Regions from separate parts of the Homo sapiens genome. Here regions 2, 3, 4, 5 and 6 are each linked to region 1. A link is a contact called in ENCODE Hi-C data. All regions are on one chromosome and are shown on one strand. The core of a region is the stretch at or near the end of the contact, and the rest is flanking DNA. Distances in the headings are between cores, read along the strand shown. Region 1 holds the start of KDM1B (lysine demethylase 1B). Region 2 holds the start of TBC1D7 (TBC1 domain family member 7). Region 3 holds the start of SIRT5 (sirtuin 5). Region 4 holds the start of RANBP9 (RAN binding protein 9). Region 5 holds the start of MCUR1 (mitochondrial calcium uniporter regulator 1). Region 6 holds the start of CD83 (CD83 molecule).

Region 1 (5,187 bases), core at 742-3,241:
TATACTAGCATGCTATTATTGGTGGTTCTAATTTAATGATTAATCTGTGAAATAGCAAACATTGCATAAAAGCATGTATTTCAGGCAAATTTCCCCTTTTGTTGCCAAATTTGGCCTCAGTATGCTTAGGATATAGGGAGGAGGCATTTCTCTCATTACCTGGGAACATGAATTCACTTCTTAGCAAATATTTGTTGACAAATGGCTTCTGCAAGACCCTGATGGTATCAGGAGGTGACTCTGAGTTTTCTGAGAGGTCAGTAGAAAGTATCTGATTTATATTGGGTACAGAAAAGCAAAAGAATGTTGCAGTTTTCTCATTTTCATTCAGAAACTCTGGAACCTAAATTCAAGGCTTCATAAAGCAGTTCTCTACTTAAAAGAGAAGCATAATCTTTATCAGAGTTCCACAGCAGCCTGGAGTAGCACAACTCTATTCCTTTCACACAAACTTGAACTGTCTAACAAAATCATGCACATAACTTAATCATGTCTTAGTTGTTTGTTTTTGAGACAGGGTCTCTCTCTATCCCCCAGGCTGGAGTGCAGTGGTGTAATGACACTTCCGTCTCCAACACTGGGGCTCAAGCGATCCTCTCACTTCAACCTCCTGAGTACCTGGGACTATAAGGGTGCACCACCATGCCTGGCTAATTTTTAAATATTTTGTAGAGACAGGGTCTTGCTATGTTACCCAGGCTGGTCTCAAACTCCTGGGCTCAACGTCTTAGCTGTTCTAACAGTTTCTCAGCATGGACTCCACTTGTATACATCATTTCTAGAGAAATAAAGTTTATTTCTATAATACAAAAAAAGTGCACATTACAAGAATTAAGGAAGGGAAATTTCACAAAAATTTCTGCCCACAAACAAAGTCCTCAAGTTGTTCTAGTCTCCATTCTCACCTTTTCAAAAGCTTCTGCTATAGTTTTGTTTTTAAATTTCATAAAATTGAGAAGAAACTTTCCTAAGGTGCACACATCTTAAAAGAGTATGACTCGGTGAATTTTTTACATATACATACACCTGTGTAACCACCGCAGAGCAAGACAGAATATTTACAGCACCCCAGTTTCCCACATCACCAGGGATCACTCACTATTTGGCAGTACTTATTTTTTCCCAAAAATCACTAATACACCAGGCTGGGGAAAAAACCGAGAGTCCGTTTCTATAAAAAAAAATTTGAAAAATTAGCCAAGCGTGGTGCAGCGAGCCTGTAGTCCCAGTTACCGAGGAGGCTGGGGCGGGAAGATCACTTGAGCCCAGGAGTTCCAGGTTACAGTGAGCTATGATTGTGCCACTGCACGCTAGCATGGGCGACAGAGGGAGACCCTGTCTCTAAAAGAAAAAAGAAAAAAAAATAATTAAAACACACCAGTGCTTTGGAAGCACTTTAAATCCTGGACATTGGATTCAGGTCATTTACTGTCCGACCTCGTTATTCCCAGTTTCCGCTTCTGCCCTGAACCCCACTTCACAGGGCTGATTGCTAGGCTGTCTACGCTTGTAAGAATTCCTGGGAGCCCTAGCACGGGCGCATACACTCCTAGCAAATCGTTCCCTTTCTCACCCGCACCCTCCGCGCCCGAGTGAGCCTACCTCGCTTACAGCTGGTTGCCGGCCATTGCCTCCGCCACCAATGACGTCCCCAGGGGCGGGTACGCCTCCGCTTCCACCTCCGCCACTTCTCCGCGCCCCGCCTCCGCCCGCGCCCCGCCTCCGCCCGCGCCCCGCCTCCGCCCGCGCCCCGCCTCTTTCCCGCGCCCCGCCTCTTTCCCGCGCCCCGCCTCAGTTCCCGCCCCCTCTCCCGGCGCCCCGTCTCCACTCCCGCCCCGTACCTCGTTGCACAGACTCCACCCACTTCCCCAAGCGCCGGGGTTTGCGCAGCGGCGGAAATGGGCAGGGCGGAGCGAGCGCTGCGGCTAAAGCGAAGGCGGGGACCCTACCCATCCCTAGTCCTGTCGGCTCCTCCCACCCCGGGTCACGCCGTGACAGGGGCGGAAGCGGCGGCGGCGGCGGCGGCCGAGAAGAGGCTGGGGCTCGCGGCGCGGCTGCAGCCGTCCTGTGCGCGCGGCGCGCGGCTCCGGAGAGGCGCCCGCAGTCCAGGGCGGCGCGCACCGCCTCGCTGGCGCTCAGAGGTGGGAGGCTCCCCACTCCGGGGGCGTGCGTGGGGGCCGTGGCGGATTTCGGGTGACAGCGTTGCACAAAGCAGCTTGGTTGGGGTGCAAGCCCTCCCTTTCCCCCTGTGCAGCGCCCCTCGCCGTGGTGGGAGGTGGGCGGGTGCCCCAGGGACGGATACCTCCTGCCCCGGATTAAAAGAGGGTGCGGGGTGGGTATCTGTCTGAAGAAGGGGGAATTCCCGGGCTAGGGTGTTGGGGCGTGGGGTCGCCGGGTTCGTCGCGATGTTGCCGGTCGGCTAACCCCCCTACAATGTTTCCTTTCTGTACAGCGGTGCCTTTTCCCCGAGACTCCCGGCACCTCTTCAGCGCAAAGGTGAGCCCCGGGGCAGTTGCTTCTCCGACTTCGAAAAGCTTCCGAAAGCTTCTCGGAAAGCGAGGCGGCTGCAGCTGGCACCGGGAGTTTGGGGCTCCCTCCTGGGGACTGTCAGAGCCGCGGGAGAACCCCACGGTCCTGGAGTAGGAACTCCCTCGCTTGTTCTTCCCGGCCGATAGGGTGCGGCCAGGAGCCCGCACAGCCTTGCAGGTGTTGTAGTAATTCTCTGGCACAGCCACCACGCGTTGAGACTTGATGAGCATTGCCAGGTTGCTGGGGTAACTCCTCTGGGATTGGAGACCTGGAGGAGGGGTGGCCCGATTAGGGTAGCTGTTAGTCAACGGCCGGGCAGCTGACAGGTGAAAGAGGAAGGAAGAGGCCGACCCAGCTGTAGAAAGTTGGGGTTCAGTGATGTGGAAACCAGCCACATAGAAGTCCAGTCTTCCCTTGGGTAAGCCTGCAGGACTCCCCAGTCCACTCCAGTTGGGGAATCCCCCACACCACGTATACACACATAACTCAAGGCTTTGACCAGTTTTGTTTTGTGTTTTTAAATCTATTTTAGTGGCAGAAAGGCGAGTGGGAGAGAAGGCTTCTTCAGGAGGTACATGAGAAAATTACCATCAATAATTATTTGCCTTGCTGGGAGAATCAACAAAAGATATCTAGGCAATTGGGGATTTAATATTGAATCATTGAACTGCATGTTGAATATTGAATAATTCAATATTGAATTATTCAATATTGGGAGGCCGAGGTGGGCGATCACTTGAGGTCAGGAGTACTTCAAGACCAGCCTGGCCAAGGTGGTGAAACCTGGTCTCTACTAAAAATACAAAAATTAGCCGGACGTGGTGGCACACACCTGTAATCCCAGCTACTCGGGAGGCTGAGGCAGAAGAATCGCTTGAACCCAGGAGGTGGATGTTGTAGTGAGCCGAGATCGCACCACTGTACTCCAGCCTGAGCCACGGAGGAAGACTCCGTCTCAAAAAAAAGAAAAAATCTTTTTGAATAAGCTGCTTCAGAAAAACCTAGGGATTATTATAATGAAATCTACATATTGATATATCCACTTATATATTTACCAAAAAATCCCACTTTTTTATCACATTAAAAGAAAACCAAAGCCAAATTTTAAATGCTTGAATTAAAAATTAGAAATATATGTATAATGTTGAGCATGAAACCAATTGGTTATATTTAGGTGTGTTTATTAATTTGAAAAATCAAGAAGGAAGACATTTTAGTATACTAAAAATTTTTTCTTCATTTTAAGACCTAAGGACCCAGCAAGTGGAGATATATAAATTACATCAAGTGCCAAAAGTTCTGAGAATGGATTCATATAACCCTCAATTGTATAAAGTTGAAAATATGCTATCATAAAAACCCTCGATAAGATTTAATAATGGCTTTTATAGCTCATGTTTTCATTTCCTTGTTAACCATTTCTTGAATTCTTTGTTGCATTAAGTACCTATTTTCTAGTATTCAGTTAGATTAAAATGTTTGATGAAATTTCAGGAAACTATACTTTCTTTTGAGAATGCATACCTTCCCAGGTGACAGGGTCAAATGTTGCATGAACCTAGGCTGATTCATTTATGTTCCTAAACCACACATTTGACTTCAGATATTTTTGCTATAATACTTACATATACTATACATTTACAAATACTATATATTTACATATATTTGTGGTTCATGTTATGAATAATGTCAGGTATATTTTATATATAAATGAAGAGATTTGTATATTTATGTATATAATAATTAATATTTATATGTGTCTATGAAGAGATTTGTTAGAGTGGACAGCCTTTTGAAAATAAAGTCCAAAAAGCCTTCTTTGGGTATAACAATTATAGGTAGATAGTCCTTTTTTTTTTTTTTTTTTTTTTGAGATGGAGTCTCACTCTGTTGCCGAGGCTGGAGTGCAGTGGTGTGATCTCGGCTCACTGCAAGCTCCGCCTGCGGGGTTCATGCCATTCTCCTGCCTCAGCCTCCCGAATAGCTGGGACTACAGGTGCCCGCCACCACCCCCGGCTAATTTTTTTGTATTTTTAGTAGAGATGGGGTTTCACCGTGTTAGCCAGGATGGTCTCGATCTCCTGATGTCGTGATCCGCCCACCTCAGCCTCCCAAAGTGCTGGGATTACAGGCGTGAGCCACCGCGCTGGCCGGTGGATAGTACTTTGAACATCATTAGCATTTTCTCCAACAGTATGATAGATGTTGTAGAACTAAATGGCAGTTTATTTAATGCTTAAAGAACTATAGTGCATTTCAGAATATGTAGGGATTATGTGTTCACAGCTAACATAATATTTATTGTTTCTGAGAAAGTGAAGATTAAGTCAAAGGAGGCCGGGCGATAGAGTGAGACTCCTTCACAAAAAAAAAAAAAAAAAAAAAAGTCAAAGGAAAATCATCCGTAACATTGATGTTAGGATGTGTCAAAGTCAATGTAGATGGCAAAATGAGTTTTTCCATAGGATGTTAATAATCCATGAAAAGTACTCTTATGAATGTTAATACAGCTCACAAATATGAAACAATAGGATTACAAGCTCCTTAAAGCTTTTCTCCAAGACTAAGATTATATATCTGGAATTTGTATTTTATGGTTCCACTTTTCCACTTTCAAATTCTTTATCCATAGGTATGTCCTATTTATTTTTCATTTAT
Region 2 (5,187 bases), core at 1,657-4,156, 4.8 Mb before region 1:
GCAGCCTGGGCAAGAGTGAGACTCTGTGTTAAAAATAATAATAAAAATAAAAACAATTTGCATTTTACAGCATTGGAGATGCATTTTGCATATATTACTACATTCCCTATAACAGTGGTAGTTATTAATCACAGGGTTTATTTAATTCACACTGCAAGCCTGTTAGGTAGTTCTTGTTCTAAAAATGCAGAAACTGAAGTTCAAAGCAGTTAAATGACTTGATCAAACTAACATAGCTATTAAGTGGTACAGTCTGCCTTCAAATCCCTACATTTTCCAATAAATTACAGTGACTTCCCTGACCCTCAATTCCTCTACTTATCAAAGGAGAATACCAGACATACTAAAGCAAAGACCGCACAATTGAAGATCAAAGATAAGGTGAGAAATGTTTCAGAAACTTTAAAAGTACTCTATGCAAATAAAGTATTATCTTTAACTACGGTTCAGTTTATTTTACTTTAGTCAACAACAGACCTTATTCAGACTGGCTCAAACTAAAATGTCAATATACAATGCACTCTTAGTATTTCCATAAAAGAAAATCATGGGCTGGGCATGGTGACTCCTGCCTGTAATCCCAGCACTTTGGGAGGCCGAGGTGGGTGGATCACTTGAGGTCAGGAATTTGAGACCAGCCTGGCCAACATGGTGAAATCCTGTCTCTACTAAAAATACAAAAAATAGCCAGGCATGGTGGCACATGCCTGTAATTCCAGCTACCTGGGAGGCTGAGGCAGGAGAATCACTTGAACCCAGGAAGTGTAGGTTGCTGTGAGCCAAGATCACACCACTGCACTACAGCCTGGGCAACAGAGTCAGACTTGGTCTCAAAAAAAAAAAAAAAGAAAATCATGACCAGAGTTATCGCAAATTTACCCAGAAGCAAATTTACCTAGATAATACATGAAAACATATGGGTTCAATAAAAGAAAAAAATACTACTGACTTTCTTAAGAAACCTTTCAAAAACTTCTGACGCTCAGTGAAATATAAATTTGAAAAATCTTTTCTCAAAATACACCATTCTGCTTCACCACATCACTAAAAAATACAGCAAGTAACCAATGCTTCTGGATGTCTTTTAAGAAAATATTTACTTCAGAACATGTGGAGTGATTGAGAACCAATGAGATTAATTTTTAAAAGTACTCACCCAGACGGTCATCTTTTAGGAGAATTTCTAATGATTTCTTTTCTTCAACTCCACGAAACCCCACTTTCTCATAATATACTGAACGAAAGTTTCTCTGAGAGTCCTCAGTCATATTTCATTCTTGGAGGAGACACAGAAAGACAGAAAGGGAGAGAAAGACGAAGGGGAAAAGTGAGTCTAGAAACAAAGAGTCAAGAATTAGAATAATTTTCAATGATGTTCTCCACCTTTTCAATATGATGTACCCTTGCATAGGACCCAATATTAAATTTTTCCTTTAACTCAGTTCTGCAACTATCTCACCTATGCATCTTGGCTAAAAACCAAGATATAAGTTAAAAGTTCTCTGAGCTGATAAAATAGATGGCACAAGGTTTATGCACTAGGTTTCCCACTATACCTATGAGTGCCTAGCACAATAGAACATTCTGTAGCTATTATAAATGCGCAAAGAAAAAAAATAAGTGAAATGGAAGCCAGGCAAGATACGTCAAGCAAATTATACTCAAACAGTATACACTATGATTTCATTTTTTGTTTTTTACAAATTTCATGTATTTTAAAACTTAACACTCTATTCCAAAATGTTAGCAATGGTTATCTTTAGATAGTAGGATTCTAGATGATTTTAATTTCCTTTCTTTTGCTTAGCTACTTTTTTTTAAATGGGCATTTTGTAAAATGAAAAATTAAGTTATATAAAAGTAAAAAGCCACGAGTTCCTCACTTATCTTTCTTTTAAACACAATTCTATTAAGTGTAGCTATCGAAATTCAAAACCCACAACAAATAAATCGCATTAAATTATAACTAGAAGAGGGTAAAGAATGTAGCCAATTGACAGTGATCCCAAAGTCAGAGTTGAAGACGGAAAAACGATTTAAAATCTACCGCAAGAACTCAAAAAGTTCAGTGGTCTCAAGTTCCTTCACAGTAACCTTCATAATACTGGCGGTAATTCATCCAAAAAAAGACCAAGTTAGATTTGGCGTTTCAAGAACAGAAAAGATCTGATGCATTTCCCAAAAAGCACTGCACTGCCTCACCCAAATGCTTCCAGCGTCTGTGCACAAAAGAGTAAATCTTTAGGTTTAAAAACCCTGCGACGTCCCCAGTGAGCAGGGGAGGGCTTCCTTCCTTATTGAAAAGATATCCTCTGAACCGATTCAGTCACAGGAAAGATTAGGATTCGTTTAGAAAATGAAATGCTAAAGGGCTCTGAGCTTTCGGGAGCAGATGTCTTAAAAATAAAAAAGTCAGCAGCATAAAACGCGTAATGAGTGTGGGGATTTATTTTTTTAAAGCATCCAAACAGCTGCATGACGATTTGGTCGGTCCCTGTTGTCTAAGGACACCCATTCTTAGATTGCACTACAATGACAAAGGCGTCCTCTAGGAGGAAATGCTGCAAATAATATCTCCTGCCCATGCGCGTCCACCTGATGGGAAAAGTAAAAACACCCTGGTCCAAGACCCCAGGTCCCATTCTCTCTATGATGGATGCTTCACCTCTAGTAGTGCAAACACACCCGGGTTGAGACTAAGTGGTCCGGGAGAAGCAGAGGAAGCCGTGCCCTGTGCGCTGACCGACCGCCGGGCAGGCGGGCACCGTTGGGGCCCAGGGCCAGGAGGGACGAGTCCTGCGGGAAGGAGGGAGGCGGCGGGGTACCTGGGACACCCGCGCGCGCCCAGACGGCCCGGGAGACAAAACTCAGCGCCGCTGCCGCTGCCGCTGCCGCCGCCGCCGGACGTGACATCAACTCCAGGTCGCCGGGCGGGCGCCGGGCGGGCGCATGCGCAGAGGGCGCGGGCAGGAAGCTCCACCCTCACTCCAGGAAGCTCTGGCTTCGTTTGTGAAACCCGACGGGATGAAGGGCTAGGCTCGCCTCCAGAGTAGTGTAGTTTCTCCCGCCGTGGGCACCCGGCCCCTTGCTACCCCGCAAAATCTCGCGACCATTTACTCTGGCCATCCGAAGGCGCGTGCCTGGGTTGCACTCCCGTGTCCGGCCCTCGAGGTTCTTGCCTAGGGAAGACCCGAGCCCTAGGGCCGTACTTAAGCTGCCTGCGTGCAGGACCCGGGTTTTGCTTTTGCTAATTTCCTCCCCACCCCAGGTATGTGGGAATAGATGAAGACCATCCGAATGAGAAGAAAAAAGGCAGGCAGAGGAGTGCAAGTCTGATTTAGAGCAGGCAGGCTCCCTGGGTTGGTTATTGTAGGTAACTGACTGGTTTTCTGGGCAGGTTGCTGCAGGTTGTGGATTGGAGGTCTATTTTTATATTAGATTTGGCCATTGTCTTAGTATATTCAGCCTCTCAGGTAAAACACTATAACATAGGAGAAAAATGAACGTGTTTTTTTTTTAAAAAAAGATGTGCTAAATGCAAGCTCCTAATTTGTTATTAGTAGGTCTAACAGAACAGAGTTACTCTTTAAAGTAGCTACTAACACTTACAAATGCTTTCTATTTCTGTGCTTGCCTCCCTGGTCCTCGGGCTGGCTGAGCAGCAGTGCCCAAGTAGGTTTTTAAACCGCCAGGGTTTGAGAGAAATCCCCAATGATGGGTATCGTCCCTTTGAAAGTTCAAATCTCTACCAAATAAGCCACACGGATGCCAAGCTTTGAAGGAAACTTAGGACTATCAACAGTGCAGAAGTCCAGTTATAGTGCAGACAAATGTGTGTATAATGGCTAGACAGAACTTAAAAATGAAGAAACGTGTGGTGGTTGAACTCAAACACTGATGCCCCTCCCCACTCCCTTACCACCACCATCTTTAGTTCCTCAGTACTGGGGTACTAAACCTTCCTTGGGTAGTGTTCACATGAGTAAGCAGAGTTCTTCAAGTTACCTTACACAAGTTCCATTTACTTCATCTAAACCTTGGGCCGGTCACTAACTTTTATAATTGCCTTTTCTTGTCTTTAAAATCATCACCAGGGCTGGGCACTTACTGTGTGCAGGCGCTGTTCTATGGACTCAGGATACATCAGCTACCGAAGCAAAGATCCCTAACCTTGTGAAACTGACATTCTGGTGGGAGGACAGATCCAATAAAAACTAAAATAAATAAGTCAATGATGTAGTGTGTTAAAAAGTGATCGGTGCTGGCTGGGCGCCGTGGCTCATGCCTATGATCCCAACACTTTGGGAAGCCGAGGCAGGCGGATCACCTGAGGTCAGGAGTTCGAGACCAGCCTGGCCAACATGGTGAAACCCTGTCTCTAGTAAAAATACAAAATTAGCTGGGTGTGATGGCACACACCTGTAATCCCAGCTACTCTGGAGGCTGAGGCAGGAGAATCGCTTGAACCCGGAAGGCAGAGGTTGCAGTGAGCTGAGATGGTGCCGCCGCACTCCAGCCTGGGCAACGAGAGAAATTCCATTTCAAAAAATATTAATAATAAAATAAAATCATCACCAATGGTGATTATATAGAAGGTGGGAAGGGTTAAATGAGAAAGTATGTAAAGTGCTTGGCATGGTGCCTGGCATGTGGCACAGTAGGGATATATGTGAATTGGCTGTGTCAAGATCAATTAAAAATGCAAAGATGAGTCTCTAAATCATTTTATTTGGGAAAACAGAATTGCAGTTCAGGGCATACACACAGACTGGGGTGGTCTTCAGAACAACAAAGAGATGGTTGGAGGTTTCATTAGAGAAATGTTATGTATTACCTTGAAAGATAGCTCATTGACCCTAAGCAAAGTTTTTAGGAACAGGCAAGCTCTAATTTGTGAGAGAAGGTGGTAAGTAAAACTAGTCTTAGAGTTACAGCAATTCGTTTCAGCAGCTACTGGGTGAAACTGGTCTTCAGGTTATAGCAGGTCACCTTGGCAGCTGGCTTTCAATATAATTCCTGGGCAGGCACTTTGTGCCCCAACTGCTTTCTCTTCTCCCTCATCTCTGGACTCTAATTTAGCTGGGTATGAAGATTACTCCAATTCATACAATCAATTTTCAAGACTGCTGTTCACTGAATGGTGACAGCAATATGGGTGCCTTCAACTGCCCTCCATTCTGTTTTTTG
Region 3 (5,187 bases), core at 1,043-3,542, 4.6 Mb before region 1:
ACGGCCTTTTAGAAGGGCAAGGCCATCGAGAAATTAAGCTGGAGTTGCCTGAAAGATGGAAAGGATAGTGGCTGATGTATCAAGATGAGGAAGTGGCTCGACATTGGTCAGGGAGAGGTGGCGTTTCCAAGTCTGGGAGAAGGGACGAGTTCCAGGGCTGGTATGTGGATGGCGGGTGCCTGGATCTTGATGGAATATAATGCCCCAGAAGTGGCAGAACCTGTGGGTGGTGAAGGCTACATATCGGGCCTGTGGACTGTGAAAGTTTGCAATAACTGGCACTGTCTCCCTCTTCTTCCAATTGAAAGGATTAACACACAATGGTCAATATGAAAGCACAAAAGAAATGGAATACACTTTAACGAGAATTGGTATGTGTAGCAGCTTGGAACCTTGTCTTTGAAGTCAAAGCACTTAGATTTAAATCCCAGCTCTACTGTTACTGGTAAATTGCGTTCTTTTCCTAGTCTGTATCAGTTGCAAAGAAAGCACACCAACTGGAAAAAACGGCAAGCGGGTTTCATTCCTGGCCAGGAATAGAGAAGGAGTAAACTTTCACTCTAAAGACCCCCTTCTTCCAGAGCTTTGGGAAGCTGGGGAATTGTAAGGCGTTAGATGTGGAGTGGGGAGGTATGCAAGCATATGCCGGGAGGAACTCTAGACGCACAGGTGCATTTCATAAACATGCCTCTTCATACAATGCACTATCAGAAAATGGCGGCGATTCTCTTCTACGGGTCGGGAGTTGAGCATATAATGATGTATTAATGATCTAAAAGTAACAAGGGGTGGCTGGTTCTGGTTTTCTCTGGTTCCTAGTAGGCCTTATCTTTCTCTGGTACTTGGCAAAGGGCAGTGAGGATCCCGGGCCAACCGCAGTTGTTTTAAGCTGGGTTACCTATAGATAAAGAGACTAGGAAAAAAAATCAAACAAACAAAACGGTTTAAAAAACAATGAGCATTTTCAGCTGTCTACTGTTTAAGAAAATAATGAGCTCTCAGTTTTGCCCTCTGAGCGATTTCTCCAGGACTGCCCTGGTAACACTACTACTCAACAGTTTTGTGCTTTGCGCAGTTACTTGACCTCCCTGGGCCTCGGTTTCCCCACCCATAAAGTGGGGATAACAGTACCTATTTCATCAGGTGGTGGGGACGATTTAAAATGGTTAATAATGTGCAGTTCTTAAAAGTGTCTGGCTCAGAATAAGCACCATACACGTTAGGGGGAAAAACAGCAGCCGGATGTGAGGCCCTCCCCAATTTCGTTACTCCATAAACCTCTGAGTTGCTGGTAACACCTGCAGGAATGAGAAGGGCCTCAACATGGGCTGAATTTCCAGCCAAACTGTGGGAAGTGGCTGAGATTTTAGGTAGGCAAAAAATGTTAATGTAACATTTTTGGCCCCCAAGTTCTCAGACCACTTACTTCCCTTTCTAGTCCACTGACATGCCCGCAAGCAATTCCATTCTGCCAAGTGGTGCTGGTGGCAAGCCGGAATCCAAGAAAAGGAAAGACTCCGATTTTAAGGGAACGGGGACATGCGGAGCCACGTGAGTCACTGGGTCCCAGAGCCACGGAAGGCTCTCAGCTCAGCAGTCAGAGTGCACTCGTCATTGCGTTCGAGGTTAGGTGGCCTAGCCTGGGAACCAACTCACCGTCATTTGAAATCGTTTTAGGGAAAATGACCCTAACATTTAAAATCCTCTCTCCTGAAGTTGTGTGGTCCAGCCGTTTGCTGAAGGAGGAAGCAAAGCCGGTAGTAACTCACTACATATTTGGGCAGTGGAATGAACCCTGGAAGCTGACAAAGTCGAAGCAAGTCACTGCGCCGCCCCCCACCCCCACCCCCACCCCAAATAAAAACAGAGAGACAATCCTTCAATTATAAAGAAGACCACGGCGCCCGGGTCTCCGGCAGGGGCCGCTGCAGCCGAGCAGAACGCTGAGCCGCTCCGCCCCACGGCCTCCTCTCCAGCCGGCGCGCCCGCCTCCCGCAGGTGCGTCTCTGCCTGCGCCGGGCCGGGGTCTCCGCGGCCTCTCCCGCTCGGGCTCCGGCTTCGAGGTCCCGACCAAGCACTGCTCTCGCGGGACTGCGCGCACCGCCCAGGGCCTGCCGCGGGCTCGCGAGCGGAGGTGGCACCGGTCCGCGGTGCGCATGCGCGGCCCGGCCTCTGCCCTGCGGTCCCGGGCTGGTGACTGGCTAGCGGTTGGAGGAAGGGATGTGGGGGATGGTGGGTGGGTACAGAGAGCTGGGAGGGAGGCACCCCGGGGGGCGGGGCGTGGGAGACTGTATTCGGGGGCGCGAGCTGCCCCAGGTGAGCCGTGGCTCAGGTCCGGAGCGCGGTCGGGACACAGCGCCTCTAGGAGAAAGCCTGGAAGGCGCTCCGGGGGTACCCAGAGCTCTTAGCGGGCCGGCAGCATGTGCGGGGCCCAAGGTCTTCCGGGCTCTGCGTGGGGGTCGCTGCGGCTGGAGACCAGGGAGGGGGATGGAAACGGGGTTGGAAAGTAATCCCACCCGAGCAGGTGGGCATGGGAGGCCGCTGTGCTGGGGAGCCCCGCGAGGGCTCCGAACAGAGCCTCCCTTTTCAGAAAGGTCACCCTGGTCATTGCAGCTGCCAGGGTGACCGAGGAAGGTGGCCGGGGTGGAGGCAGTGGGCGTGGAGAGGGGTCGGATTCCGGACGTAGTTTGAAGGTGGAGCCGTCAGGTTCTGCTGAGCAGCTTGGCTATGGGGCGTGCGAGAAGGGAAGGCTCAGGGCCTAGTCCCTGGGCACGAGTAGTAGCCGGGAGGATGAAGTCCCAGTGCTTCGGGGGGAGGCGGCTTGAGGACGGCTCTGGAGCTCAGGCTTGCCCGCGTGGAGTGGAAGCTGCCTCTTGGACACAGGGCGGGGAGGCCGCATGCAGTCTGGCGCGCTGGGAGGATGGGAGATCCAGAGGGGCAGGGCTGGAGGGGTAGGAGGAAAACCTGAAGAGGGTGGCGCCCGGAAGCCCGGGAAAGTGATGAACTGGGTCAGAGGCCGGGTATCAACAAATAGGAGGGTGGAGACGACCTTGAGGAAAGCAGGTGATGGAACGGGAGGGAATGGGGCCCCCTAGTGGAGACACCTGGGAGTGATGTATTGCATTTATTTAGCTCTTAGGCGTTCAAAAATTATTTATTGGGAGCCTGTACAACTTTTTGCAGTTCATTGCATTATCCTTAGCATGTATTTTGTTTTATATAAATATATATTTATATAATTATTTTTATTGACAAATTTATATATTTATAGCGTACAGTGTAATGTTTTGATATATGTATACATTGTAGAAAGATTAAATCAAGCTAATTGACATATCCATCACCTCACCTACTTATTTTTTGTGGTGAAAATCTACTCTCCTGGAAATATACAATACATCATCAACTATGGTCACCATGCTGTGCAGTAGATCACTAAAACTTACTCCTCTTACCTAACTAAAACTTTGTATCCTTTGACCAACATCCCTCCCTTCCACATCAGCCCTCTGCCAGGCCCCTGGTAACCATCATTCTACTCTGCTTCTATGAGTTCAACTTTTTTAGACCCCAAGTATATAAGTAAGATCATGTGCTGTTTGTCCTTCTGTGCCTGGCTTATTTTACTTGGCCTCATGTCCTCCAGGTTCATCCATGTTGTTGCAAATGACAGAATTGCCTTCTGTTTTAAGACTGTATAGTATTCCATTGTATATATGTGCCACATTTTCTTTATCCGGTCCTCAGTTGATGGATACTTAGTTGCTTCTATATCTTGGTTATTGTGAATAATGCTGAAAACAACACAGGAATGCAGCTATCTCTTCAACATACTGATTTCAATTCCTTTGTATATATACCCAGAAGTAGGATTTCTGGGTCATGTGGTAATTCTATTTTTAGATTTTGAGGAGCCTCCATACTGTTTTCCAAAATGGCTGTACTAATTTACATTCCACCAACAGTGTACCAGGGTTCCCTTTTCTCCACATTCTGGACAAAACTTGTTGTCTTTGATCTTTTTTATAATAGCCATTCTAACAAGCGTGAGGTGGTAGCTCAGTGTGATTTAATTTGCATTTCCCTGGTGGTTAGCAAAGTTGAGCGTTTTTCATGTATTTGTTGACCATTCATATGTCTTCTTTTGAGGAATACCTGTTCAGGTTCTTTGTCCATTTTTTAACCGGGTTATTCGTTTTGTTTTGTTTTGCTGTTGAGTTTTTTGAGTTTCTTATATATTTTAGATAAGAGCCCCTTATCAGATGCATGGTTTGCAAATATTTTCTCCCAGTCTGTGGGTTGTCTCTTTACTCTGTTAATTATTTTCTTTGCTGTGCAGAGGCTTTTTAGTTTGATGCAATCCCATGTGTCTATTTTTGCTTTTGTTGCTTTTGGGGTCCTATCCAAGAAATCATTGCCCAGACTAATATGGAGTTTTCACCTATGTTATCTTCTATTAGTTTTACAGTTTCAGGTGTTATGTTTGAGACTTTAATCTATTTTGAGTTGATTTTTGTATATGGTGTGAGATAAGGACTCAATTTTGTTATCCAGCATGTGGATATTCAGTTTTCCTGATGCCATTTATTAAAGAGACTTTCCTTTTCCCATTGTGTGTTCTTAGCACCTTTGTCAAAAATCAATTGACTGTAAATACTTGGGCTTATTTCTGGGCTTTCTATTCCTGTTCCATTGGTTGATGTGCCGATTTTTATGCCAGTGCCATGCAGTTTTGATTACAATGGCCCTATAATATATTTTGAGATTAGGGAGTGTGATGCCTTTGGCTTTGTTCCTTTCACTCAAGACTGCTTTGGCTATTTAGGGTCTTTTGCAATTCCATATGAACTTTAGGATTGTTTTTTCTATTTCTGTGAAAAATGATATTGGAATTTTGATAGAGATTACATTGAATCTGTAGATTGCTTTGGGTAGTATGGACACTTTAACAACCATTAATTTTTCTAATCCGCGAACATGGGATACCTTTTTACTTATTTGTGTCTCTTTTCTCACATCAGTGTTTTATGGTTTTCAGTGTACAGGTCTTATATCTTTGGTTAAATTTACCTGAAGTGGTTTTTTCTTTAATGCTATTATAAATGAAATTGTTTTCTTAATTTCTTTTTCATATAGTTGGTTGTTAGAGTATAGAAACACCACTGATTTTTATATGTGATTTTGTAT
Region 4 (5,187 bases), core at 1,710-4,209, 4.4 Mb before region 1:
GCAGTAGAAAGGGAAAAAGACTTTCTGACAAGGGGTAAGAGAGAGACAAAGGAAAGATAGAAGAGAGGAAAAATAAAAGGATAACAACAAAATCTGTTCTTCCAGAAATAATGATTTATGTTTATAAAACAGTTATGTTCCCAGAAAGTGAACCTTAGTATTACACAACAGAAAGTAATAAAGAGGCCAAGAATAAAAACAACTGAGACAGCAGTGTCAGAAATATTCCAAACTCCAACTAATTTCATATAAACGTGTATTTTTCTCTGACCTAATCATCAATTTTATGTAAAAGACTAAAACTAATCAAGACACCTTACAGTACTAAATAAACAGTAATCACGAATCTTAGACATCACGGAAATTCAGAGCTGGAAATTTCCTTACCAATCGTCCAGCTCAACTTACACACCACTCAGAGGAAGAAACTGAGGCTCAGTCTTGTAAAATATCTACAACCACAAACAACTGCAGAACTCAGGAAATCTAGAATTCTTTGTTCATCTACACTGGCTCTGACTTTATGAGCAAATTATTTACTGTCAACCATAAATTTAAAATTATAAAATTCTGTCACATCTAACAATAGCTTTCTGGCAGCCAGATCAGAAGTAAACACCTCATAACATAGCACCGTTCACACAAATTAAAACATAAAAGTAGAAATACTTCACAAGGAAATTAACAAAAGGTCCTAACTTGAGAAAAAACAAAGATTTGATATTGTGAATGAAACGTTCAGACGTTTAGATTAAGGAGGATAACACTTGGAAGTACTTCTTTGGATGTATGGCGAGAATAAAAAGAATGTTCAACAAGGCCTATTTTTGTGCGTGATTCTTTGCAGCCAAATCATTTGGTAGATTTCTATTGCCATTCGCCTTTCTGATTAAATAGTAACTTACTTATCAAGCTTCTTCTCAAATTTCAGTCCCGTATAAGTTAAGAATTTAACCACAAGGTTGTTTATCTCCTCTACATACATGTCACTAGGATCTGAGTAGACCCCTTTACAGCCAATCAAAGTGAGGCTGCCGTGAATGTAAAAGCTTCTGCTTTAGGTTTGGGGCCTAAAACCCTGGATTTGTTTCCAGACAAGACTGATACGTTAGGTTGATTTTTTTTTCTTCCACACAAGTAAACTTGATACATGCTATTAAATTGGGCTACATTTCAATAGTTCCCATAGCAATTCATAATTTTATATACAACTGATTTGCTTCCAGCTTTGTTTTAACCTAGGAGAGGTAGGTGAGGGAGGAAAGGGGCAAGCACAAGCCTAAGGTTGTTGTTTTTAACTGCAAGTGCAAAACATAAGCCAATTTTCTTCAAAATACTAAGCTGCATTTTGTTCCATCTTCGTTTTCAACAAGACTTCATGTGATATCAACACCTAAGGACCTGTATAGGGCACTTCCAATCGGGAGGGGTAGGTTTCTGCTCCCCTAAGAAAAAGGGTGTTCCTGGGGTTCCCTTCTCTTACCCTCCCGGTTGCTTTTACTAAAATATATTGATGGCAAACTTGGGCCCCTTGTCCTTTTGTCCCCCTAGACAATCTCTGGCCTAATTTTGATTACTCCTCCCCCTGTGTATCCCTGCTCTCTCTTAATTAGAAATCATACCTCAGAATCGTGCCTCTCTTCCCCCCTTGTAAGAGGAGAACGCCTGACCCACCACCTGGAGAACAATGTAACCCAACTCCGAGTCCATGGATTCCTCTACCCAAGCCCCAAGATTTATCTCCCAGGGAAATCAGAAAGCCAGTTCTGTCCTGTCATCCCGGATTCCCTCAAGGTGTCCTGCTCCTGGTCTAGGATTACCAGCTCCTTTCTACCCTGGGGCATTCTACTCACCTTCCTTTTCCAAGAATCTCGCCCCTCACCCTCGGACCCTTCACCGCGACCCCCGCGCCCACCCGGAGCAGCACAACAGGCGGCGAGTGGCCTCCGAGGGCAGAGCCCGCGAGGGCGGGGGTCGGGGGCGGGTCGAGAGCGGCGCAGCGGCGGCCGGCCACGTCGGGTCAGTGCCCCACTCCCACCGCAGGACACACGCCCAGTACCTTTGTAGTGCACCCGCAGGTTGTTCTGAGAGAGGCCGATGTAGCTGAACTTGTCCTTCGGGCTCCAGGACCGAGGCAGCGGCGTCTCTTGTTCGTCCACGGCCGGGTAGAGACGCTTCAGCCGCCGCTGCAACTCCTTCTCCTGCTCGTTCAGGGCCGAGTCCCCGTGAGGGAAGGGGGCCGCGGCGCTGCTGCCCGCCACCAGAGCTGGGGTCGGGGCTCCTCCAGCCGGGCCGGGGCCCGCTGCAAGGCCCGGGGGAGCGGGCGGCCCGCTGGCGGGGGCAGCCGCTGAGGCAGGGGGAGGCGGGGGCGGCGGCGGGGGCGGCGGGGCCGCGGTGGCCGGGGGCGGCGGCGGCGGAGGGTGGAGGAGCAGGGCGGCCGCCGCGGCCCCTAAGCCTTCGCCGCCCGCACCGCCGCCGGGCGAGCCGGCCGGAGAAGAGCCGGCGCTGACGGCCGGGGGCGCCGGCAGGACGACTCCGGAGACTGGGGCCAAGGCCGCCGGCGGTGGCGGCGACAGCTGCTGCTGCTGTTGCTGCTGCTGCGGCGGCGGCGGCGGCGGCTGCCCGGACATCCCGGCCGCGACTCAGCCTGCGGCCACCTCCACCTCTTCTCTCCTTCCTCCTCTGCTTCCCGGGGGCGCTGTCGCTGCGGCCGCCGGCACCAGGCGCCCAGTCCGCCCGCCCCGGAAGCAGGCGGCGGGCCGCGCGCCCAGGGAGACCGCGGCGGTTGAGGAGCTCGGAGACGCGGGAGTAGGCGGCGGGCCCGGGAGGCCGGGAGAGAACGTTGGCCGGAGCGCGGGCGCGCGGCCCGGGGACGAGGCGCCGAGGGCGGGGGCGACGCGGGAGCGCGGGAGGGGAAGGCGCGCTGGCGGCCGCCGCGGCCGCTGCTCTCGCGGCTGTTTCCCGGCGGGCGGGCCGGGCCGGCGCGAGACGCTGCGCGCGGGCGGCGCTAGGCGAGGGGGCGGGACGGAGGCGCGAGAGAGGCGCGAGCGGTGCGAGGGGGCGGGCCGCGGGGCTCCCGGCTGTGCGCCGCGAGGCGTCCTCCCGGGCCCGCCAGTCGCTCGTGGGCAGGATCGCTGGGCTCCCGGCGCCGCAGGTCCCTTCGGAGGTGTCCGCCTCCTCTCCCTTGGCGGCCGCCGTCGCCCCCCTCGCCGGCGAATCCCCTCCCACTTGACTTCTTTTTGTTGTCGTCGCCCCACCTCCCCACCGTAGGGCTCCTCGGAGCCGAGGCGCCGCTTCTCGTCCAGGCGAGAGTAATCGAGCCCCGCTGGGGCCGCCGCGAGCCCAGGCCCCGGGGCGCTCTAGGACCCGTCGGCCCGGGGCGTGCGGAGCGGCTCAGGCTCCCCGCGCAGTGCTGCTAGCTCTCGCCTCAGTCCCGTTCCCGTTTGCCGCCTCCCTCCAAAGAGGAACGCATTGCCTTTGGTACTTCAGTGTTTAATTCCGTAGCATTGACCATATGGGCAGTAGAAACCACTTCTGAAGGCAGTCTCCCACTTAGAATAGTGACTGTTTCATTAATTAATTTTACGAGGACTCACAGTGAACTTAACAGTGGTAGAAGATGTCATTAATAAAGACCGGCATATCTTCAAAAAGCAGGAGCAGGCACTGTATGAATACAAGATTATAGTGTGTGTTTAGGAAGGGCTTCTAGAGACGTCAGAACATTTTATAGACTCGTTAATTTTCATAACAGGGTTCTTAGGTAACAGAAAATTATGCCCATTTTTAAAACAAGGAAATATTTACCGAGATCAGCAGAGTCAAAAATAGGACTTCCTACTTTGCAATTCCCAATAGAATGCTTCGTCGACTAATTTGGCACAACTTGCCAAGTGTTGCTCTCTGACCCATCATAACATTACTACTTTGTTTTCACCACTTCCCTTTGTTTAGCTTATCCCTCCCTAGCTGGCAAAATCAGGCTTTGCATATGTAAATTGTGTGATGTAAATTCTGATATTTTGTTTGCTTCCAAAGATATGATGGTAATCATTTGGTCAAATAAGAAATGTTTTGCCGAAGAGAAAATTATTTCGTTTTGAAGAAGGTAGGCCAAAGGTGATTTAATTTAAGGCCAAGATTATCTGGCCAGAACAAATAACAGAGTCATTCGGCCTAATTTCTCCCTCAGTTACCCAGACAACTAGATGTTCTGTTGTACTTTTATTATTATTATTATTATTGTTTTGTCGCCCAGGCTGGAGTGCAGTTGTGTGGTCTCAGCTCACTACAACTTCCGCCTCCCGGGTTCAAGCGATTCTCCTGCCTCAGCCTCCCAAGTAGCTGGGACTACAGGCATGTGCTCACACCCAGCTAATTTTTGTACTTGTAGTGGAGACGGGGTTTCACCATGTTGGCCAGGCTGGTCTCGAACTCCCGACCTCAAGTGATCTACCCGCCTCAGCCTCCCAAAGTGCTGGGATTACAGGCGTGAGCCACCATGCCTGGCCTCTGTTGTAGTTTGATAGAAATATCCATTAATTTTAACCTGTTGTTTGATGACTTTTTTTAAACCACTGCACTTTGAATCACATGATGTCACTGTATTTACAGTGTTCTAACACTTTCATTTATATTACAGTAACAATGAGTTCAATGTAAGCCAAGCTCTATTTAAATGTACGATAGCCATGTTAGAATAAATGGGCTCCAGACGTCATTAAACTTTCTTGAAACACTTTTGAAGATGTACTTTTTTTCTGTCAGCACACTTAGGAACTATCTAGAACTTTCCGTATCTTAGGAACAGCTGAAGGAATAGAATTGTCTAACATTTTGTTGGAAGCATTTTATAAGGGGGACTGGTGGTTCTCCATCAAGAAATTAATGATTTCAGTTGTGGGGGAGGATGCTGTGAAATGAGTACTTTCTCATATAGAAGGAGATAGAGAACATTGATAACGTCCTTTTGGAAAGCTACATACTTGGTTATATTTATAAGGAGACATAAAGGAGTTCATACCTTTTGACTTATCTATCAAAAAGCCAAACAACACAATCTAAATATGAAAATACTTTAGGCTGAAAAATGTTCCACAAGAAGTATTAATGGTAGATTAAATATAGAAGCAAATCAAATGCCCAACCGGAAGAGACTAGAAGAAATTCTAGTCACATGTGAAATTC
Region 5 (5,187 bases), core at 719-3,218, 4.3 Mb before region 1:
ACTGAAGGACAGTGACACCGAGTTCACTACTCATTCCCCACTCTCTGTATATAAAGTTTCCTTCACTTTATTGCTCTACTAATCAGTTTTTACCCCAGCCAATGATATTCTTAAATTATAGATATGGTCAACATTTAGTGGGCCTATCTGTTGAAGAAAATATGAAAAATGTGTAGTTAGTGATGGCTACTAATGAATATGTATAGACTGCCCAAAGTGATAATTTTGCCAAGTCTGTTGATTATCAGAAATGATTTTTTTCTTTAATCAACAATATGCTATCTAATAAATTGATTCTATTTACTTTCCTCATCTCCAGGGCAGTGATCTCTCTCACCTCCTTTAAATAGTCATGAGCCCCACAACTACCTTTCAGCCCAGGACAGAGGGGCACACACGACAGTGGTCTATGAGACTATAATACATATTTTTACTCTACCTTTTCTACATTTAGATGCGCAAATACCATTGTGTTCAGATTGCCTCTAGTATTCAGTACGGTAACATGCTGTTCAGGTTTGTAGCCTAGGAGCACTAGCCTCTACCTGATAGTCTAGGTGTGTAGTAGGCTGTAGCATCCAGGTTTGTGTAAGCACACTCTACAATATTCACACAAGGAAGAAGTCGCCTAATGACTCATTTCTCAGTAGGCGACTGTCCTGAAGAGATGCATGACTCTAATTAAATGCTACCTTCTCAATGAAATCGATTCTGATCACCCTATTTAAATTCACAACTGGAGACCCATTCCACTTCCCAAGCCTTATCCTATTTTTCTATACCAGGCATCGAATTACGAATATATAAAAATTATTTGTATATATAAATTATATATACATCAATTATGCATACGTATATCCACACACACATATTTACTGCGTCTGCTCTGCTAGAATTAAGCTCCAGAGGGAAGATTTTGTGGACTGATATATCTCACACATCTAGAAAAGCGCCAGGGACAGGGCAGACGCTAGGACTCCACGAATTAATGATTCCATCAGAATTTGAAATCAAACTGTAAAGCAATCCCTTCATTTCCCAGAGCTTTGCTGCTCAAACATACACACCCCTTCCCCTTGAACGCCCAACAGGCTGGGCGCTGCCAAACAGAACTCCTGGAAGGCGGCGCCCAAAAGCAGACCCTAGGAGTGGGCGGGCACCAACTCCCCGCCCCAGCACGCACCTCCCTCCAACTTTAGCGCCCGGGATTCCCAGGAATTCGTCTCTTCTGGGCTAAGCCCCGCCACCGCGGCCGAGCAGGGCGGGCCCGGACCTTCGACCCACGCTCCGGGCAGATGCCGGTGGCCTTGGAGGACCCGCCCTCCGGCCTGCCGGGCCTTTCCTCGGGGAGGCTGTAGCTGAGATCCCCGCCCCGCCGTCCAACCCCGCGAGACGAGCCCCCTCTCCTCTCCCGCCCGGGCCTCACCTCTCCTGCAGGAAACGAGTGCAGGCGCCGGGCCGTGGTACTGGGGAAGGGCGCCGGCGGCAGCGGCGACGCCCGGTGAGCACCTCCACGCGCTGCTGCGCCCGGCCGGGGGTGCGGCATACCCGAGGCGCGAGCGCTCCCAGTCCCCGAGCTGCCGGCGCGGGGCTGCGGCGGCCAAGCGCGGGGAGGGCACTAGCAGGAGGAGGAGCAGCGGTGAGGCACGTGACACGCCGCCGCGGGCCGCCGGGGCGCGAGGGCGCAGCGCCCCCAGACCGTCGGAGAGCGCAGAGAGGCAGCGGCGTGCTGAGGTTTCGCTGCCGCCCGGTCTTCCGCTGAGGCCCACGGGCAAGAAGAGAAGCCGCTGGCGGCCGGGCAGGCGCTGGGTCCTCTGGCCGCCGACCGAGCCGCAGTCCATCCCCGAGCAGTTCACTGGCCCGGGCGCGCGCTCATGCCTCTCGCTTTTGGCGCCGGCCACGCGCGGTCCAGGCCCAGAGTCCGACAGCGGGAGCGAGCGTGGGCCACAGCGCAGGACCGCCCTTTCCTGCCGGGCGCGCGGGCGGGGCTCGGGACGCGCGCCGGGGGTGGGGTGGGGCGGGGCGGCAGGAGCCCGCCGTGGCGCTCCGAGATGCGGGGACCGTGCGAGCCCCCACCCCATTCGCTAGGCGACGGCGGCGACCGGGAGGAGCCTGCGGGCACTCCGGAACTGGAAGGAGCTTGTTGCTGTCACGATTTGCATTTTCACTGCACTGCTGTCCTTAAAAAGGAATTACCCCGGTGCCCTTCAGAGTCCTGTGAAAAGTCTCAGACCGACAGGCTGCCCTAGATTTCACTGATTATCCTAAGTCCCCAAACATGTGGTTCTGGGGAGCATTTTAAGGAATTATTAGCAGGGCCCAGGGAAAGGCCCTCACATAATACATTCAAAACTAAATTTTCAGAGTTTTTGTTTCCAGATTAGAGCACCAAAAACATGGGAAGGTAGCAATCTGGGAACTTAAAACGTGGGGCATGAATGTTAAAATGAGACCTGTCGGGTATATTTGAAACTGGTAATGTTTAGTTTCGTGGACTTTTTGAAGGCCTGTTACACCATTCACAGATAACTGGTCCCTTATGTGAATTTGGAAGATGTTAGTTGAATAAATAAATGAAATGCATAAGGCACCAAGCTAGGAGATTTTATTAAAAATAAAAAACCGCAAAACAAATTGTTCTTATCCTCCAGAAGCTGTTTTCCTATACAGCCATATGTGTACACATACGTGATGGAAGAATGTGTTATGAGCCATGAGAGATGTACAAAGTGCTGGGAAGAGAGGAGCGTGCATATGGATGTGCAAGATAAGTGTCTATCAAAATTTGAAGAACTGAAAAACAGGATTCAAGTCATAGGTTGGTGCAAAAGTAGTTGCGGCTTTTGCCATTGCAAGTAATGGCAAAAACCGCAATTACTTTTGCACCAACCTAAGACACTTTTGTAAAAGGAGTATACATTTATAAAATTGGTAGAAAAAGCAGTTTAGCAATGAGTATCAACAAAAATTTGTAAACTTTTCTCAAGTCACCTAACTAAAAATGGGGATAATGGGAATAATCCAAAATATTAAATATCTACTAGGTTTGACTATACAAACTTGTCATTTTTATGGGTCAAAATGCTTAATATTGGTAATTTCACATATGCACAAAAGATAGTCATTGTATCATAATTTGTGATTGTGAAAAAATGGGAAAATAGTGCACAACATTAGAGGAACGATTAAACTGTGGCACAAACTTTAATGTTAGTCCTTTGTAATTTTTAAAAATTGAGGTATAATTTGCATACAGTAAATTCCACAGACTTAGGTGACATTTAGCAGTTGATAAATGTCATTTAGCAACTTGATGACATTTAGCAGTTGTATATACCACCCAGTCAAGATCTAGAACATTTTCATTGCTCCAGAAAGTTATTTTGTGCCAGTTTTCCAGACAATCCACCACCACCCCAAGGCAACTATTTTCTCTTTTTTTTTTTGAGACGGAGTCTTGCTCTGTCACCCAGGCTGGAGTGCAGTGGTGCAGTCTCAGCTCACTGTGTCCTCTGCCTCCCGGGTTCAAGCAATTCTCCTGCCTCAGCCTCCTGAGTAGCTGGGATTACAGGTGTCTGCCACCACGCCTGGCTAATTTTTGTATTTTTAGTAGAGACGGGGTTTCACCATATTGGCCAAGCTGGTCTCGAACTCCTCACCTTGTGATCTGCCCGCCTCGGCCTCCCAACGTGCTAGGATTACAGGCGTGAGCCACCGCGCCCGGCCAACTATTTTCAAATTTCAATGACCATAGATTAGTTTTGTCTTTTTTTGAACTTCATGTAAATGGAGACCTACAATATGCATTGCCTTGTGTCTTTCTTCTGCTTTGCGTCTGACTTCAATATCAATGAGATTCATCCATGCTGTTGTATCAGTAATTAGTTGCTTTTAATTGTTGAATAGTATTCCATTGTATGACCATACCACAAGCGGTCATCCATTCTATTAATGGCCATTTGCTTTGCTTATAGTTTTTGGCTATTATGCATAGGGCGTTATGAACATTCTTGTATAAGACCTTGTGTGGACATAATTTTTATCCCTGTTGGGGAAAGTATCTGGGTCAAATTGCTGAATCATATGGTAGCTTAACTTTAGACACTGCTGAATTGTTTTTCCAAAGCGACTGCACCCTTTCACACTCTTAGCAATAGATGAGCGTTTCGGTTGTTCCACATCCTTGCCAAATTTTGATATTTTCAGTCCTCATAAAATGGTACCTTATTGTGATTTTTAACATAACATTTCCCTGATGCCTAATGATGTTGACTAACTTTTCATGTATTACTATTACCAGCCATATTGAATACAATAACATATGTAAAGCACTTAGCACAGTGCCTGGCCTATGATAGGAGTATAATGAATGTCAGTTCTAACTACAGGTTGGATAGCATCCACTTTTCCTTGGATGTGACACCTGTTGTTTTATTTTCCAAAGCATTCCCTTTCTTTTGGTCTCAGCACCCTAGTTTTCCATGGGCAGTGGCTCTTCTCTGCTCTCAGTCCATGCGGTTTGGAGAGACTGATCGCTCTGCAGACCACAGGCATGGGCATGTCACCCAATCAGAGTTAATGAGCAGCCGGGCGCGGTGGCTCACGCCTGTAATCCCAGCACTTTGGGAGGCCAAGGAGGGCGGATCACTTGAGGTCGGGAGTTGGAGACCAGTCTAGAGAAACCCCGTCTCTACTAAAAATACAAAATTAGCTGGGTGTGGTGGCACATGCCTGTAATCCCCGCTACTTGGGAGGCTGAGACAGGAGGACTGCTTGAACCCAGGAGGTGGAGGTTGCGGTGAGCTGAGATTGCACCATTGCACTCCAGCCTGGGCAACAAGAGTGAAATTCCATCTAAAAAAAAAAAGCTTCAATTCTAGGATTCTTTTTTTGTTTGTTTATTTGAGATGGAGTCTCACTCTGTTGCCCAGGCTGGAGTGTGGTGGCTCAATCTTGGCTCATTGCAACCTCCACCTCCTGGGTTCAAGCGATTCTCCTGTCTCAGCCTCCCACGTAACTGGGATTACAAGCAAGCACCACCATGCCCAGCTAATTTTTGTATTTTTTAGTAGAGACGGGGTTTCACCATGTTGGCCAGGCTAGTCTCAAACTCCTGACCTCAAGTGACCTGCCTGCCTCAGCCTCCCAAATTGCTGGGATTACACGTGTGAGCCACCACGCCTGGCC
Region 6 (5,187 bases), core at 1-2,500, 4.0 Mb before region 1:
TGGATGGACAAAGATAGAAAGGTTGGATAACAGTTTGTGTTGGCAAACAGGCACTCTCTTTGCAGATGGGAATATAGATTGAAGACACCTCCTTGCAGGTAATTTTTTGGCAATATTTGACAAAATTGGAAACTCCCCTTCACCTAGCACAATTTCCTTGAGGTATTTATTCTAAGAAAATAAGCAATTTTAGAGCAAAGATTTATCTACACTGAAGTTTCCCATAGCAATCACAGTATTGTTTCTAATATTAGTAATACAAAAAGAAACAACCTGTATGTCTAACACTAATCGATTCTAATTTATGGTGCAACTGAACAATGGACCAAAATGATGCTGTTGGAAGTTTTTAATGATGTGGAACCGCTTGCAAATTATTAAGCTAAAAGAAAGTAGGTTACAAGATAGCAGGAAGAATAAACCATTAAAAATACCAATCTGTGCACTGACAAATGTTATAAATATTTTACGTTATGTTATGTTATAAACATTTTATAATATAAAAAAATGTTAACTGAAGTTACTTCCTGGATGAATTACAGGTGATTTCATTGTCTTCTAGAATTTTCTTTTCCAAAAATGTTGTGTATGCGTGTAATTATTATTTTAATAGGAGACACTCTCCTTTGGTGATATAATTTAAACAGGACGGTACTGACTGATAACCTCCCGGGGAAGGCAGGGAGCCAAGTACTACAGACTTGTATGTTTCCATGGAAATCTAACGCGCCTTTGATTATCACAGATTCTGGAGAAGAGTGAGGACTTGGGTTCACCAGTGCGTTCCCAAGGACAGGCTGGGCTTCTGAGGAAGTTGCCCACCCTCTCGGAATCTGGTTTGGCCTCCGTAAAATGGGCAGATCCCGCTCGGATGGCCCGGTTCCCGGCTTCCTTTTGCGGGTCAACGGCAGCGTCACGCGCGCGAGCGCGGTCTGCAAAGCCCCCAGCGCTGGGCGTCACGCGGGGATTGCTGTCGCCGCTGCCAGCCGCAGCAGCGACGCGAACTCGGGGCGCCCGGCCCGGGCGCGCGGGGGCGGGGACGCGCACGCGGCGAGGGCGGCGGGTGCGACGGGGGCGGGGACGGGGGCGGGGACGGGGGCGAAGGGGGCGGGGACGGGGGCGCCCCGGCCTAAGCGGGACTAGGAGGGCGCGCCACCCGCTTCCGCTGCCCGCCGGGGAATCCCCCGGGCTGGCGCGCAGGGAAGTTCCCGAACGCGCGGGCATAAAAGGGCAGCCGGCGCCCGCGCGCCACAGCTCTGCAGCTCGTGGCAGCGGCGCAGCGCTCCAGCCATGTCGCGCGGCCTCCAGCTTCTGCTCCTGAGCTGCGGTAGGGCTCGCGAGCGCCTGTCTCGCCTGTCGCCCCCCGCCCCTCCACGACACCCCCTCCCGTCGGTCGCTTGCTCACGACGCGCTCTCTCTTTCTTGTAGCCTACAGCCTGGCTCCCGCGACGCCGGAGGTGAAGGTGGCTTGCTCCGAAGATGTGGACTTGCCCTGCACCGCCCCCTGGGATCCGCAGGTTCCCTACACGGTCTCCTGGGTCAAGGTAGGTGCTGCGATACCCACGGGCTGGGGTTTGGTGGGCTCATTTGAAGACAGCAGGAACCATCTCCCCTAGGCTGGCGACCCTCTGTGGCTGCCAGGTGGGGGCGAGGGGCGTCTCCCGCAGCTGAACTTGGAGTACCCAGCCTCCCGTCGCGCCTCCCCCACCCCATCCGCATCCAGGTACAGGGCCGAATTAGGTTTTGCTCTCCGCAGACCTCAATCCCCTTCCTGTCACTGAAGGTGGCCTGAGATGAATGATCCACTTAAGATGTTTTGGAAGGGCAGAGACTCTCATTTGGATTAATTCTGGAGGCCACCTGTGGTTGTGGGCCAGCAGGTCAGGAAGAAAGCAACAGGGACCTAGATTTGGGCATTGGACAGGGGGAATGTCTCCAGACTTCTGATTTCTTGTGTTTTGTGACTGTGATGCCCATGATACATGGGAGGGGGAGGGGGCAATTTGAAAGGAAAGGCTAAGACACAGAAGTGACTTAGGCCATTTCATCCATGGTAGTTATCAGTGGTCATCTCCTTTGTGGGATACCCTTGGCTTCCTCCCCTAGCCCTCCTCCTCCTTCCTCTGGCAGCCTTGAGAGCATCAGGTGGATGCATGAGCCGGAGCCCGCATGTGTAAGAACAGGCCTTGCTGCTCCTACTGTAAGTGGACTGAGTGACAAGGAGGCTTTTTCAAGGTTTCCTCTTGACTGAAACATTCTCAGATTCTAAGATGGCAATGATGGTGTCATTCCAAAGCCAAGCAGCTACTGTTTGATATCACTGGTCCTTCTTTAAGTCAGGCCACTGCTACCACAGCACCTCCATTTTAACCCAAATGAATATGATATTACAACCTTACTCTGTAGCTCTCACTGATTTGCTGTCTTACCACGGGGGCAAATCTCTGCACTTGTAGCTTTCCCCAAAATGCAGGGCGTTCTTCTGCCCACCATAAAAGATACTATAAGAAACTGTACGTCTTTGGCCACTTAACAGTACAAGGCATCATTGCGGTGATCTCTTTGTGTGTGTGTCTCCTAACTGGATGGTCAGTTCCCTGGGGGGCAGTGGCTGTATCCATACTTCTGTGTATTCTTCACGGCACCTAATTTTTGCCCTATAAATTGCAAAGGTGCTCTGTGAATTCAGCCCAGCACTTCATGAGTTATGCATGACGGGGATGGTGCTGCTGCCTCAGAGCATTGTATTGTGTATAAAAGTAAGGTGTTAAATATTCCTACTTCATTGGTACCTTACTTACTGTGGGATCAGAGAACACAACAATTCCGAAATTGTTCTCATAGTCAAAACAATAGTATTTTTAAAAATATTGTAAAAACAATTTTTGAATGCTCACCACGTGCCAAGCTCCAAGGTAAATATTTACATACATTATCCATTTCCATCCATCGGAAGAATGGACTTAGGGATTAGTACTGTTACTATTCCTACTTTACAGGTGAGGAAACTGAGCCTTAGGGAGGGAAATAACTTGTCCACTTTTGCACAGCTAGCTAAATGGTGGAGTTGGGATTTGAACGAAGCAGTCTGATTCCAAATCCTGAGTTGTTAGAGGTCTATCTTGATCTCTGTTTTCTCCCTTAATAACTTAAGATAAAGAAAATCAAAGTGCCCCTGGGCTAACCAGGCAGGGACTTAGTTATCTCAAAGAACGGGGAAAAACATGAAACCACTATCCCTTCCAGAGAGTAACTATTTAATAAAGAAAACATTATTAATACCCCCAGGGGAGTAATTAAAAAGTACTCATGAAACAAGTAGATGAAATTTCAGGCTGTGAAGTTCAAACAGTTCTGGAGTGAAAGCTTCTTGCACAGGGTCATTTGGAATGGTCCACTAAACCATAGCAATTAACCTTGGACTTCTCCTTGGATGTCAGCTGGTGACGTAACTCGGTAACGCATGAGCTTGTTTATTGGACAGAATTCTTGCGAGATTTACCCCCAAGGTCTTTGAAAGCTCTGTCAAGAAAAAAAGGGACAGCAGTCTCTAGGCGTTCTTTTTTTCCTGTTGATCCATGGAATAGTGCCAATGAAAAGTCATACCGTAGTTATTTTTTGAGAAGTAAATGGTGATTGAGATTCGTGGGTAGGAGAGTTATGCTATACCAATAAACGAATCAGGTGCCTCGAAAGTGACATATATTGTTCCTTTAAGCATTTTTTTTAAAACAGCTCTCAGCATGTTCTGTAGATACTTATTATTTTCCAGCCCAATAATTATACTTTTTCATTGATTATGCTTATACAACAAAAATGGATAGAGTGTTCTGGAGACAAGGCCAGTGGTGAAATGCCAAAATACTTCATTTTACAGAATGTTAAGCATCTGGTCATTTTTCTATAAGTTTCTTGTAAAATGTTTCATCAAAGTGGAGGGGTAGCCACAAAGGGAGGAATTTCATTTTGGTAACCAGAACCAGCTTATCCCATCCTACTCACTTCATCATCACTACCCTGGCTTTGTAAAACCTGTTTTGCCAGCTTAGGAGGGGGCTTCATACTGGGCAAGGAAAGCAGAGTCCCTTGCAGTGGGTTTTCACCATCCACCAGATTGAAGCACATTCTGCAGGCTGTCTGCATATCATAAGTATGGTTATAATGACTCACAATTTAAAATTCTATTCACCACTCAATCCTCCGGCACCATGTAGCATCTTGCCTTTGTCCATTTGGCACTGATACTTGTAATTAACAAAAGGACCCATGTAAACCATGTGTTTTTTATCATATGCCTTTGACCAGAAAACTCAAAACAGACAGCATCCAATCTGTTTGCAACATTAGGGTTGGGAAGGAAGAGTGTTCATTCTGTTCTCTCTGTTTCAAAGATGCAGTGAGATGGGCTAGAGGGGACTTAATAGACACATGTGCAAGAGGCTAAAGGTGAAGCCAAAAGTGGACAGAGATATCCCAATTCCTGTTGGCCCAGCTCTTCTCTTCTATGGACCATGTCCTCTTAACTGGGATCCAACAAAGGGTCCTCTTCTCATCCCTTCCTCCCTTATACTTTTTAAGGCATAATGGGTGATTGAGAAGAAATAGAAAAGTTAATACATTATATTCATTAGGATAGTAGCTCAATTTAGCTTTATGTTTATTTTTTGAGACAGAGTGTCACCCTGTTTCCCAAGCTGGAGTACAGTGGCATGAAGATGGCTCACTGCAGCCTCGACTTCCTGGGCTCGAGTAATCCTCCCACCTCAGCCTCCCAAGTAGCTGAGACTACAAGGGCGTACCACCACACCTGGCTAATTTTTATGTTTTTAATTTTTTGTAGGGACAAGATTTCAATACATTGCCCAGGCTGGTCTCCAACTCCTGAGCTCAAGCCATCCTCCCACTTCAGCCTCCCAAAGTGCTAGGATTACAGGCATGAGCCAATCGATTTATCTTTTAAAGTTGTAATAGACTGGGTGTGGTGGCTGAGGCTTATGCCTGTAATCCCAGCATTTTGGGAGGCGAAGATGGGAGGATCACTTGAGCCCAGGAGTTTGAGGCCAGCCTGGGCAATGCAGTGAGACCTGTCTCTACCAAAAAAAAAAAAAAAAAAAAAAAAAGTTGTAATAGATGTGGTTCTTTGAGGAGGTATTTTGAGAAAATATGCAAATAGACTTTGATCCATGA

Evidence for each region. Hi-C counts contacts between places; a loop is a spot of excess contacts on that map. Pooled maps may share reads with other maps.
Region 2: a pooled map shows a loop between it and region 1 (5-fold over the local background). The contact joins the promoter of TBC1D7 here to the promoter of KDM1B in region 1. A Hi-C loop is called at or near these places in 5 of 50 pooled maps.
Region 3: a loop to region 1 is called in a pooled map, with 9 times the contacts of the local background. The contact joins the promoter of SIRT5 here to the promoter of KDM1B in region 1. A Hi-C loop is called at or near these places in 6 of 50 pooled maps.
Region 4: a map of CD8-positive, alpha-beta T cell shows a loop between it and region 1 (28-fold over the local background). The contact joins the promoter of RANBP9 here to the promoter of KDM1B in region 1. A Hi-C loop is called at or near these places in 1 of 168 maps with a recorded cell type or tissue (CD8-positive, alpha-beta T cell), 1 of 37 single-sample maps with no recorded cell type and 8 of 50 pooled maps.
Region 5: a map of CD8-positive, alpha-beta T cell shows a loop between it and region 1 (17-fold over the local background). The contact joins the promoter of MCUR1 here to the promoter of KDM1B in region 1. A Hi-C loop is called at or near these places in 1 of 168 maps with a recorded cell type or tissue (CD8-positive, alpha-beta T cell), 2 of 37 single-sample maps with no recorded cell type and 11 of 50 pooled maps.
Region 6: a loop to region 1 is called in a map of CD4-positive, alpha-beta T cell, with 8 times the contacts of the local background. The contact joins the promoter of CD83 here to the promoter of KDM1B in region 1. A Hi-C loop is called at or near these places in 3 of 168 maps with a recorded cell type or tissue (CD4-positive, alpha-beta T cell, CD8-positive, alpha-beta T cell and naive thymus-derived CD4-positive, alpha-beta T cell) and 9 of 50 pooled maps.

Annotation. Positions count from the first base shown.
Region 1 is chr6:18,153,431-18,158,617 of GRCh38, forward strand. KDM1B (lysine demethylase 1B) reads left to right here and starts at 1,992. Exons shown (of 22, transcript NM_001364614.2): 1 at 1,992-2,141; 2 at 2,453-2,496. It overlaps TPMT (thiopurine S-methyltransferase), which reads right to left and starts at 1,647. Exons shown (of 9, transcript NM_000367.5): 1 at 1,603-1,647. RefSeq lists a silencer at 1,693-2,252 and an enhancer at 2,693-2,932.
Region 2 is chr6:13,325,631-13,330,817 of GRCh38, forward strand. It overlaps TBC1D7 (TBC1 domain family member 7), which reads right to left and starts at 2,907. Exons shown (of 8, transcript NM_016495.6): 1 at 2,666-2,907; 2 at 1,157-1,276. The coding sequence starts at 1,268. TBC1D7-LOC100130357 (TBC1D7-LOC100130357 readthrough) reads right to left here and starts at 2,907. Exons shown (of 9, transcript NM_001318809.2): 1 at 2,826-2,907; 2 at 1,157-1,276. The coding sequence starts at 1,268. It overlaps LOC124901261 (a long non-coding RNA gene), which reads left to right and starts at 2,985. Exons shown (of 2, transcript XR_007059457.1): 1 at 2,985-3,268; 2 at 4,095-4,227. RefSeq lists a silencer at 2,723-3,112 and an enhancer at 2,746-3,252.
Region 3 is chr6:13,572,309-13,577,495 of GRCh38, forward strand. It overlaps SIRT5 (sirtuin 5), which reads left to right and starts at 2,293. Exons shown (of 10, transcript NM_012241.5): 1 at 2,293-2,436. LOC105374937 (a long non-coding RNA gene) reads right to left here and starts at 2,126. Exons shown (of 2, transcript XR_926497.4): 1 at 1,657-2,126; 2 at 1-913. RefSeq lists a silencer at 1,846-2,365 and enhancers at 2,058-2,644, 2,576-3,055, 2,645-3,230.
Region 4 is chr6:13,708,876-13,714,062 of GRCh38, forward strand. RANBP9 (RAN binding protein 9) reads right to left here and starts at 2,960. Exons shown (of 14, transcript NM_005493.3): 1 at 2,060-2,960. The coding sequence starts at 2,630. LOC124901264 (a long non-coding RNA gene) reads right to left here and starts at 3,879. Exons shown (of 2, transcript XR_007059462.1): 1 at 3,808-3,879; 2 at 3,477-3,666. RefSeq lists silencers at 1,905-2,024, 2,285-2,334, 2,415-2,534, 2,695-3,464.
Region 5 is chr6:13,812,589-13,817,775 of GRCh38, forward strand. MCUR1 (mitochondrial calcium uniporter regulator 1) reads right to left here and starts at 1,969. Exons shown (of 9, transcript NM_001031713.4): 1 at 1,427-1,969. The coding sequence starts at 1,841. LOC107986571 (a long non-coding RNA gene) reads left to right here and starts at 1,222. Exons shown (of 2, transcript XR_001743986.3): 1 at 1,222-1,501. RefSeq lists silencers at 1,157-1,826, 1,907-2,176 and an enhancer at 2,337-2,436.
Region 6 is chr6:14,116,522-14,121,708 of GRCh38, forward strand. It overlaps CD83 (CD83 molecule), which reads left to right and starts at 1,251. Exons shown (of 5, transcript NM_004233.4): 1 at 1,251-1,327; 2 at 1,429-1,544. The coding sequence starts at 1,291. RefSeq lists silencers at 577-871, 999-1,118 and cis regulatory regions at 614-1,522, 862-1,678, 862-1,517, 1,683-2,183, 1,754-2,580 and 1 more.